2 separate regions of the Homo sapiens genome follow, and region 2 is linked to region 1. Evidence: chromatin loops called from intact Hi-C (ENCODE). Cell type or tissue: psoas muscle. All regions are shown on one strand. Links, peaks and the distances in the headings refer to the core of each region. The heading gives the core; the rest is flanking DNA. Region 1 overlaps ASB4 (ankyrin repeat and SOCS box containing 4). Region 2 overlaps DYNC1I1 (dynein cytoplasmic 1 intermediate chain 1).

Region 1 (5,383 bases), core at 70-5,069:
AGGAACTGGAGTCATGAAGACATTAAAGAATTGGTGCAGTGTAACTGAGAGAGAATGATGGAAAGATAAGAAGCGAAAATACTGGAGAGCCATAAAGGACCAAGGATGAGATCATGTGAGTGCACAGCTGACCTGGAGTGAAATGCAGATTGTTAGAATTGTGGAGGTCCAGGAGTTGTGAGGGTGATTTTGGACTGGTAATTTATGCCAGCATCGAAATCCTTCGTGGATGATGGCAGAATTAGAGAAATGGACCAGAATTGACAGACAGATGACCAATTCCTCAAAAGGAAATCACTTACATTATAGCAGATAGTAATGCCTAGGATGCCTAGGGTGGGTAGGTGAGAGTCCTAGCTTCTTATTGCTGCTGTCACAAGTTACCACAAACTGGGCAGCTGAAAACAACACAAATTGATTATTTACAGTTATGCAGGTCAGAAGTCTGACACAAGTCTCAGTGGAGGTAATGGTTAATTTTATGTAACAACTTGGCTGGGCCATGCTGCTTAGCTATTTGGTCAAACAATATTCTGGATGTTTCTGTGATGTTGTTTTTCTAGATGAGATTCACATGTAAATCAGCAAACTTTGAGTTAAAAACAGATTGTTCTCCTTAATGTGGGTGGGCTTCATCCACTCCATTGAAAGTCTTCATAGAACGAAGACTAACCTCCCACAAGCAAGGAAGGGCTCTGGCAACAGACTGTATCTATTCCCTAGGTCTCCAGCCTACTGGCCTTCCCTCCAGATTTCAGACTTGCACCTCCACATTGCATGAGCCAATTCCTTAAAATAAATCATTCCATTCCCTGTCTCTGAACACACACACACACACACACACACACACACACACACACATTCTATTGGCTCGATTTCTAAAAAAAAAAAAAAAAAAAAACAAACAAAAAACAAAAAAAACCCTGACAGTGGGCTAAGATTGAAGTCAACCAGAATGTATAGAAGAGTCCATTTCCTTACCTTTTCCAGCTTCTAGAGGCTTCCCACATTTCGTGACCATGGCCTCCTTCCTCCATCTTCAAAGCTAACAATGGTGGGTAGAATCTCTTATACATCCTATCTCTCTGACCTTCCTTCTATAGCCACATTTCCTCTAACTATAGCCAAAAAAGGTCCCTGATTTTAAAGAGACATGACCAACATGGATAATCCAAGATAATCTCCTCATCTCAAAGTTCTTAATTTAATCACATCTGCAAAGTGCTTTTTTTGCCATATCAAGTAACATGTAATCACAGGCCCCAAGGATGAGGACTTAGACATCTTTGGAGGGTCGTTTTTCTTCCTAACGCACTGATAGAATCTGCCCTCAGAAGAGAAGCTGGAAAGAAGACTGACGTACACAGGGCTAAATGGAGTTCTTGCTGCACCAAATGTGAGTTCCCCTTCTAGCTATAGGCCCTAATTTCATTCTTCTAAGCCAGCATTACCCAAAGTCTGCTCTGTGGCATATTAGTATTGCAAGATGGATTAAAAATAAAAGCTCTGTGGTTAAATAAATGTGTAGATTTTATGTACCTTTGTATCTTTACAATTCACATTAGCACATGAAAGATTCTGAGAAGTTTATATTGAGGAAATCTGTCCAGTTTAACATGGATTTTCCAGGACTTATTTTTCCAAGGAATTCTCTTTTTGAAACACCTATTAACAGCTCCAGCATCATTGCTTAATACAGTGGACTTTGGGAAACGCATTTCTAGACAACATAAAGATACTTTCACAGGTCCAGGGATGGGGGAAAAGAGCCTTACATAATCCATAAAGCCTTGCTGGAGTTCCCTAGAATCAACTTGAATTATCCGTAGCCCCATTTGGTAGGTGAGGGCTAAGATTCAAAGAAGTTAAATTTTGCCCTCATGAATGGAATAGTCAAGGTCTGAACCGAGTCCGTCTTACTCCAGAACCTTCACTTTTAAGCACTGTCCTTGAGTTCCTCTTTTCATATCAAGCCATGTTCGAGCCTCCTGGCCAGCCCTTGGTTGAACACCACCCCTGGTCTAATAGGCTACAGCATGGGAGGATCAAGTGTTACAGAAGATAGCAACCTGTGCTTCCCCTTCATCAGGGGCTGGGAGCAAGGCAGTTATAGAAGAAGCTGAGGGAGTGGCAGGTTTGCTGACTGACATATACAGTCTACAGTGGAGATGAGATCCACAGAATAAGGCAAAAACAGCAAAGTCACCCAAGGCAGTCCCGAGACTAATTTACATTAGCGGCAGGACTCTAAAGTAGCAAAGGGAAGGCAGCACCACCTAGTGGACAAAACGAGAGCTCTGTATTGAGGTCACTGCAGTCAAAACCTGATTTCACTATTAAGCAATTTGTCTCAAGCTCAGTGTTTTAATCTGCAAATCTTAACCTCATAGGATAGTTGTGAGGATTAGTGAAAGCATAGACAAAGTGCCAAGCATGCAAAATAAATGCCATATCCAGCTGTTGTTATTTTTATTTATTTATTTTTTTTTTTTGAGACGGAGTTTTGCTCTTGTTGCCCAGGCTGGAGTGCAATGGCGCAATCTCGGCTCACCGCACCCTCGGCCTCCCAGGTTCAAGAGATTCTCCTGCCTCAGCCTCCCAAGTAGCTGTGATTACAGGGTTATTATTAATTATTAAGTCCAAGCCGATCTTTCTTCACGGCTCTTCCTCCTGCCCCCACCCAGGTTAATTCAACTATGCTTGCGAGAAGTGCACGTACTTCCTACTCTTACCACCCAGGTCTTTGGTTGGTGTGGCCCTCTTAATTCAAGAGTGTTGCTGAGGGCTGCCAGAATTCTGAGGCCGCAAGAAAACAAAGAAAAGGGGGCTGGAGTGATTTGCTTTCAGGGGACTCCCTAACTGGGCCTTCCCTGCAGCGTTCACTTCTTGGTGGCTCTCGGTAGGGGCGGGCTGTCAACAAAATGTTTTGTCTTGGAAAAGAGAGGGGTCCACCGTTATTCTGTCCCCATTAGCTTTCTAATTAGTAAAAACTTCAAGAAGCTGGCATGTGCTTGATTCTTAGCATCCAATTCTGAGCTTTCATCATTTCCCCTATTTGTATGTTTTCTTGGTTAGCTTAATGGAAAAACCTTCTAAAATTGTTTATATTATGTTCCATAAGTTATTACTTACAGAGATGACAAAGAAAACACTTGCATTTCTGTTTGTAAGTCTGATATCTTTTGCTAAATGGGTATTTAAAATGTTCAGAGGATAATAAGCTCCAGGCTCCCCTAAGTAAGAAACAAATTAAAGTGCTGATAGAAAATAAATAAAGAAGTACAGGCCTAAGGAAACTTCATCCTTCAATTTCCGGTTTCAGATGCTTCCAGTTATAAAACAAAGATAACACATCCAGACTGAAAACTCAAAACAGAAGACACATATGGTTTTTGATTGTAGAATTTAAAGAGAGTGGGTCAGAGAAGGAAACCTGTAATGCTAACAGGTGGGAAAGAAGGCTGTGATTACTACTTTTCCTCTGAAGCACTTGGGAATCACCTGGCTGCAGTAAGCAACCCAAACTTGAGAAAATTGACCTAAAATTGTCGTATAGGTGAGACCAAAACAATTAGTGTTTGGAGAAAAAAAGAAAAATGCTAACATCTAAGTTTAGTGACAGGGATATTTAACATACGCCTAGTTATTTCTATTATTTTAACCCTTGCTATATTACATTGTTGGAGGTAGAAATTAGAAATTGATCAAAGTGTTGTTTTTAATTAAAGAGTTTAATTTTAAGGAAAATGAATTAATGGATTTTCAATATATCTTTTTCAATCACTTATCTACACCCTTGTTGGAGCAAATCCAGAAACCAAAATAAAGGCATGATACTTAAAAGGAAAGGATCAGTTTCTGTGTTGAGAGTGTGCTTTGCAACTCCAATTCTTCATGTTAGAAAACGACAGAATGGGGATAAACGATTGCCTTGATGGGACTCATTTCGGAAGAAACATCGACAGTTTTTCATATCTTTTCATTAAACACACTTCTAATATACCCAGCTGCCTTCTCATTTTTTTTTTAAGAAAAGCCTTTAAAAAATCTTAGGATAGTTAATTTTTTAAGCTAATAGGATTCTGATATAGCATTTAAGCTTCTCTTTTAGATATTAAGTGTCACCTTAGCACAGTCTTTTCTCCTAATTTTTTAATTAGCCAAATGTCCCAGAAGGATAAGCATTATTCAATTTCCAGCAAGACACAGTGGGAGCATCACGGACCCAAAACAAATAAAATTTGATCTGCTTGAATCTGACAAGCTTTGTACTGAGGCCTGATTCAACTTATCTGAGTCTCCGATTCCTCATTTTTTAAATAAGGAGAATAATGTGCAACCTCACATGGTTGTTGCAAGGATTAAATGAAACATTTTATTTTCAAGTACCTGACATAGCCACATCATAGATGCTTAATATATATTATTTTCCTTTCAGTTTTCCCCTTCATATGCATGTATACCGGCAACATCAATTTCCTTTATATGTAGTGCCAATGCTGTTAACTTTATTAAGCTAGATTTTCCATTAAGCATTTATCCTTATTCATTAGCTAGGAGGACTGACGCACAAAGATATTAAATTATTTACTCAAGTTTAATGAATGAAATTGAAAACCCTTTTCCTCTGCTTAACATGAATGTGCCCTTTTCAGTATGCAGAGCTTTGTTGCATTTATTCAGAAGCTATTGCTAAGTGCTTAGTTTGGAATAGAGGATTAATGAGCCCGGAGACATGGCGTTGGTCACCATGGCAACCAAACTAGCTTTGCTGTGTTCCAAGCTCAAACAACGGATGTGGGATGCTTAACTCTGGCCTGTGGTATATAGCTGGGTGTTCTTTTTCATATATCTGACTCCCCATTGCTCCTTCCAATTACTCCCTAATTCTCGTGGAAAGATAAATAAAAAGAACACCCCTACTTCTTTAGGGCTTTGCTTTTTCAGCTATACCACCTAATCTCCTTCCCGAATATAATTATCTTCCCATCTGTTTCTTAAGATTTTAGCACCTAACTCACATTACTCCTCACCTCAAAAATTCCTGACATTATTTTGGGGGTCTTTAATACCACATGAATGACCCACCCAATCTCCTGGTCTCCCCGTTTCTGAATCTCATTCACTTCAGTGACTTTCTCCTACTCTGACTTGATGACTCCAACCCACAGTCATACCTGGACTGAGTCGTTATCTGAAATTTATCTGTCTCCAGAAATCACTGATTCACATATCCAATTCTCTGCCCACAATCTTCTGTCTTTGCATCTTGCTTGTTCAGTGTCCACTATAACAATTCTTGGACTCCATCAGATCCCTCTCTGTGTTCTCTTTGTCCATTAAATGTTCCTTTCTTCTCTCCTTCTCTATCCAGCTTAGTTCC
Region 2 (5,383 bases), core at 240-5,239, 360 kb before region 1:
GAGCCTCTTAGGTTTATAGTTAAAGTTTTTCATCAAATTTGAGAAATTTTATTCCATTATTTATTTGAGTATTTTCTACTCCTTTTTCTTTGATCTATCCTTCTGGCATTCCTGTTACAGGTAGGCTGATTTGCTTAATGGTATCCCACATTTCTCTGAGGATCTCTTAGTTTTTCTTCATTGTTTATCCTTTCTCATCTTCAGACTGCATACTCCCTATCAATCTATCTTGAAGTTTGCTAATTCTTTTCTTCTATTAGTTCAATGTTTGTTTATGTGCCTTTAATGAATTTTTCACTTCAGTTTTTGTACTGAACTCTAGAATTTACATTTGATTCCTTTTTTTTCCAAAAAATTTCTAGCTCTGTGTTGACATTCTCTATTTGGTGAAATATAGTAATCATACTTTCATTTACTTCATTAGTATGGTTTCTTTTAGTTCTTTGAAAAAACACATACACACATACACAACTCTGAAGTCTTTGTTAAATCCATCTAGTTGCCCTCACAGGCAGTTTCTGTTGCCTGCTTCCCTGCCTGTGTAGGGGTCAGACTTTCTGGTTTCTTTGCCTCAAATTTCTTTTTTTAAGAAATTGACTTTGATAATATATTGTAGCAGCACTGGATACCAGTCCCCCCAACCCCCAGGTTTGTTATTGTTATTTGCTTGCTTATTTGTTTAGTGATTGGTTGGGCTATTTTGGTGAAATCTGTTCTCCCCTGTCCTCCCACAGTGTGAATCCTCTCATACTGGTCCTGGAAGGGCGCAGCCTTGGGCATGTGCATAGTTATCCTGCGGTAACAGGTTTTTGTAGTCCATTTAGCAGTTCCTTTCTCTGATCACTTCAACTGCTCAGTTTCACTAATTGCTGCCATTGAGTTCCATAATTGTTGCTCTATAGTTTTCAACACTGCCCTGGGGCACAATTTTCTCCACAGGTTGAAATAAGCCTGAATTTAATTTACAGTTTTTGAGACCAGTTTTTGAGATGTGTTGTGATCCCAGAAGGGCTCTTCTTAGCTGTCTGTTTTCCTGGTTCTGTCTGGTAAGCTAGCTATGTTTCAGCTTGTCTACACATTTAGCACATCTACCAGTCTTTTCTTAATTGCTTTACACCACTATCTTGATTGTTTTGAGGATGCCCTTAGGCTTGAACATTGAAAATCATGTTAGCTCTTTTGAGAAGACATTCTGAGCTCTCTGATTTTGACTTGCCTCTCTCCCTGGTCAAAATCTTTGCACCAAGATTCTGGAGCTGGGGGAGGGGACAATGGCACACTTCTTTCTGAGTGACACCCTTGCTTTAGCAGCTGGCTGTGTGGGAGAGTAGGGTACTGCTATTGCTTCTGGTCTACTTAGCTTGCTTTTCCCACCATGAAACCTCTGCTTTACACATGAGCCATGGAGAAGACAGTTGGGGTCCCATGTTCTCAGCATGTTGAAGCCAAGGTAAAATCTCCATCCCTCAAGTTAGTGTTGGGCTGAAAAAAGGGAGTCCCCACCTTGTACTCACACTTGCTTGGAACTTATCTTCTGAAACAAGTAGCTGGGGCAGTATGAGAAATGCTAATGTCTTGCCTCTTCCAGGAAGATACAATAGCTCTCCAAGTGGGAGCTGGCAGGAGAGGTAGCCCTGTGTTTTCTGCTGCATCCACCTGAAGTAATTTCCTTAAAGCTGAATTGGGGGCAAGGAGGGAATGGAGTATGGTTCAAATACCATAGAATCTTCCTGTTTTTACCAAGTTGTGATTAGTTTTATTAGATAAATGTTTTTCTTTTTTTCTTTTTTTTACTTGCTATATGCTATTAGGACTGCTCCCAGATATTTTAAATAGTTGTGCGGTTTTGTTGTTGTTATCATTTTTACCAATTTTACTGGGAAGTAGATTCATGGACCATCTCACATGCCCCATGTGCTCTATCTCTTGTGTCTACTTTATGCTGGAAGTGGAACCTTAGATGTTTCTTAAGTAAGTCAACATATCAGTTGTTACTCTCCAGGGAATTAAAGGTTTGCTATGCCTTGTAATATTATTTAGTTCTGCTATTTCTTGACTGTGTCATTGATTATGAGAGGTAGGCAAAAATAATTTTTGTGTGTAGCGGGGCTTATATTTGAAAATTATTAATATGCTTTTCTGTTTGTCTTTGTGAATGTAATGATATTCACCCTAGTGTACCTAGGGCATTTTTTTTGCCAGTAGAGAGATTAGAATTTGATATAGAATGAAAATAAAACAGCTAAGGTAAAACTCAGCTTCCATCTCAAAACATTGAATTTTGTAATCCCACTGTAGTTTGAGAGCCAAGTTTAATTGAGGGAGAAAGGATATTCCAGTTTTTTTCCTTACCATTTAAAATATCAATAACTACCAAGATCACTCCTTCTGTCCAGAACAGTAAAACCTTGAGACTCCATGGTAGAATGAAGATATAAATTGAAGGAAGTTAAACAGGGGAATTTATTTCCAGATAGGAGCATTTCGGAAGAAGAGACAAAGTTTCAGATATATCTGGATTTTCACTTTCTGGGGGAAGCATTAGGAGAGGTGGAGTGTTAAACTAAGAGGAGGAATGAGCACAGGGTTCTTGAACCACACTCCTTTTTTGGGAATCTGAAAAGAGACCACCATGCAATAGATCTTATTCACCATAGGCATCTGAGCCTCCCTGGGGGTGACTGGCATGATAAGACTGAGAAAAGAACAGGTGAGGATCTCCCTTAAATATTCTGAGGCATGGGCACCAAAGCGAGAGTCAGTATGCCAAGAGATCTGCTGTGGTGGATAAAGGCATGGCATGGGCTGAAGGTAGACCTCTAGGATGGAGAAAGGACAAGGCATCAACTCAAGGTCTGGAGACCATGACAGCTGAGAGGAGACTAAATCATCAAAAGAGAGATAGCCAATGCTCCCTAGGAACATTGCCAAACTAAGCCAAAAGAACAAATCACAAGTTCACCAGCTACACACTCTAACACAGGGTGCCAGTGCCCAGGTGGACAAAGGACATCATGCCAGAGGGCAACAGATGTCAGCCAGCATGCTGCCAGGGACTAGCACAAGGCCAGAGTCCCTCATCCTCCCTATCTCCACCAAGGCCATTAGATCATGTAAACCTCATCTTTCTTCCCTCTACAATTGACCATGATCTCAGAGAGAGATGCAGATGAGAGGGGGACTCTATGAATTTGGGCATTTCTACCCAAGATTAATGGAACATACTAACAGGGACGGTTTAAAAGATGAGAGTGAACTAAAGTTGTTTATTTTGTATATTTTCTCCATGTCAACTAGTGGTATTATAAATGGCTGCAGATAAAATAAAGGAACTGCATTCTCTCGGCACCTCTGATTTATAAGGTGAGTAAATTCTAGCAATGCTGCAAGCGTAATAATGTATATGAGTGTGCTGAACACATAATAAATATTATTTTTCTCTTTACCTCCCTTTTTTTTCTTTTTCTTACACCAAAGTGGGCATTTTTCCAATATATATTCTTGGCCACTTAGCATCCAAACACCCATTGTTCTAAAAGGAAGGATATAAAAATAGATCAAAGTTGAGTCATAGCATCCCCAAACATTATGGGAAGCTGAACTTGGGCAGTTATTTCTCTGCCTTGTCCCTCACAGCTGACACAGGGGCATGTAACCTAGTCCTGGCTAATGGACTCCCTTGAGGGAACACTGTCAAGAGGCAGAGAGAGTTAGAGGTTTCCAAGCCAGCAGTGACTACAGAGTTTAAATCATGAGCCTAACAGAGAGTATCCAGTGACCGGAAGTCAGGAGGCTCAGGTCTTCTAACCAGGAAGGTTAACTGGTATGATCTTGCTGTGTTAGCTGCTGTCTTAGTCTGCTCAGGCTGCCATGAAAAATAGCATAAACTGGGTGGCTTAAACAAGGACAATTTATTTTCTCACAGTTCTGGAAGCTGGGAAGTCCAAGATCAAGGTGCCAGCCAGTTCATTTTCTGGTGAAAGCTCTCTTTCTGGCTCGCAGACAGCTGCCTTCTTGCTGTGTCCTCACATGGCCTTTCCTCGGTGAACACACACACAGGGAGAAAGATCTCTCTCTCTCTCTCTCTCTTCTTTTTCTAATAAGGCCACCAATTAGAGATCCTACCCTTATGACTTCATTTAACCTTAATTACCTCCTAAAAACCCTATTTACAAACATAGTCGTATTAGGGGTTAAGCCTTCAATATATGAATTGTGGGGATACACAATCCAGTCGATAGCAGCTACCTAATTTACTTTTTATTTCAAACCTAATGCTCTGGCTTTTTTTTCTTTTGTCAATTCTATCAAGTATCTCATATCTTCTCAACAAACCTTTTTTTCTGTTTAAACTTAATTAGAGTTAGTTTCTATTGTCAGCAACCACAAACTCAGTCTGGTACAGAAACTACCATCAGGAGATAGTCACGTGGGAAGCTGATGTTGGTTATCTGCCATAGCTGATGCTAAAGAAAATAAAAATTCAGTAAGAGTTCAGGAATGGGAATCTGTCAGCTGTAACAAATAGCTACATAATTTTTCTTCTATGGTGATCTTTAATGAAGTGTCCGTTGAAAAGAAGGATTTAGGGGATCAAATTTTCACTGCTATTGAATAGTGTGAGTGGCATGAAGAATTTAAAGACACTAGGATGAGGTGGATACTTCTAATGGGACTGGACAGCTGTAAGAAATAGATGACAGGTTGAAGTCTCTATATTTTAGATCTAGGCATAGACCCATGGACTTTCTCTGCTTGTGATAAGTATCTACAAAAATGTCAAAGTCAAATGCAAAGTTTAAATTCTGTGGGTTTCTGAATAAGGTCTGTGGAATTGCTAGTGTCACCAGGTGACTTATGTGAAAGTGACAGCAATGATCAGGAAATAATGGGAAATTGAATGTAGGTAAGAATACGGAGGCCTGGGAGTACCTCCAAACCATGTTCTACACTAAGCCTTGCTTGACAGCCAAAGACCTGCAGCCTTTCTCTTTGCATCTTCATCATCCTACCTCAGGGCTGAGCCAGTTCTCTATCTGTAGCCCTTGTCAATCTCACCTTCAACATGGAGCATCATGTCAGCAGGACCTGGAGAGGAAGCTGTAGCTGGTATCTTTAAGACCTAGTTAAGACATTATGTAGGCCAGAGGATGGAGGAAAAATCTTTGAAAACATAAGTACTCGCTACCTTAAGAAAGTCTCTATTGGTCTAGTCATCTGGTAAACTCCAAAGTATATGTGAATACCTTAATTCTCTAATATTAAGAGTCGAAATGCTTAGTGGGTCATTCTGGGTTTTGCAGGCAACATGTTCAACATTTGCACCTATTTATTCAATCCATTTACCCAGTGGTTTGAAAGTTTTTCTTTCAAATGGCTATAC

The links. Hi-C counts contacts between places; a loop is a spot of excess contacts. Peaks named below come from ENCODE experiments on the same cell type or tissue, not always from the same donor. Only the 100,000 strongest peaks of a DNase experiment are listed, where the experiment ranks them.
Region 2: a loop joins it to region 1, with 35 times the contacts of the local background. A loop is called at or near these places in 26 of 110 quality-filtered maps.

What each region holds. Positions count from the first base shown.
Region 1 is chr7:95,508,772-95,514,154 of GRCh38, reverse strand. The region is part of intron 2 of ASB4 (ankyrin repeat and SOCS box containing 4); the gene reads right to left. Among named protein-coding and RNA genes, the nearest start is that of ASB4, 26 kb to the right of the region's middle. RefSeq lists an enhancer at 1,991-2,140. In psoas muscle, for the core only: a CTCF peak has its summit at 2,282 (motif pointing left); a DNase peak (open chromatin) is centred at 2,254; H3K4me3 peaks cover 467 bases; H3K27ac peaks cover 557 bases.
Region 2 is chr7:95,873,352-95,878,734 of GRCh38, reverse strand. All of the region lies in intron 6 of DYNC1I1 (dynein cytoplasmic 1 intermediate chain 1), which reads right to left. Among named protein-coding and RNA genes, the nearest start is that of DYNC1I1, 100 kb to the right of the region's middle. In psoas muscle, for the core only: no CTCF peak of the experiment used is centred there; no DNase peak of the experiment used is centred there.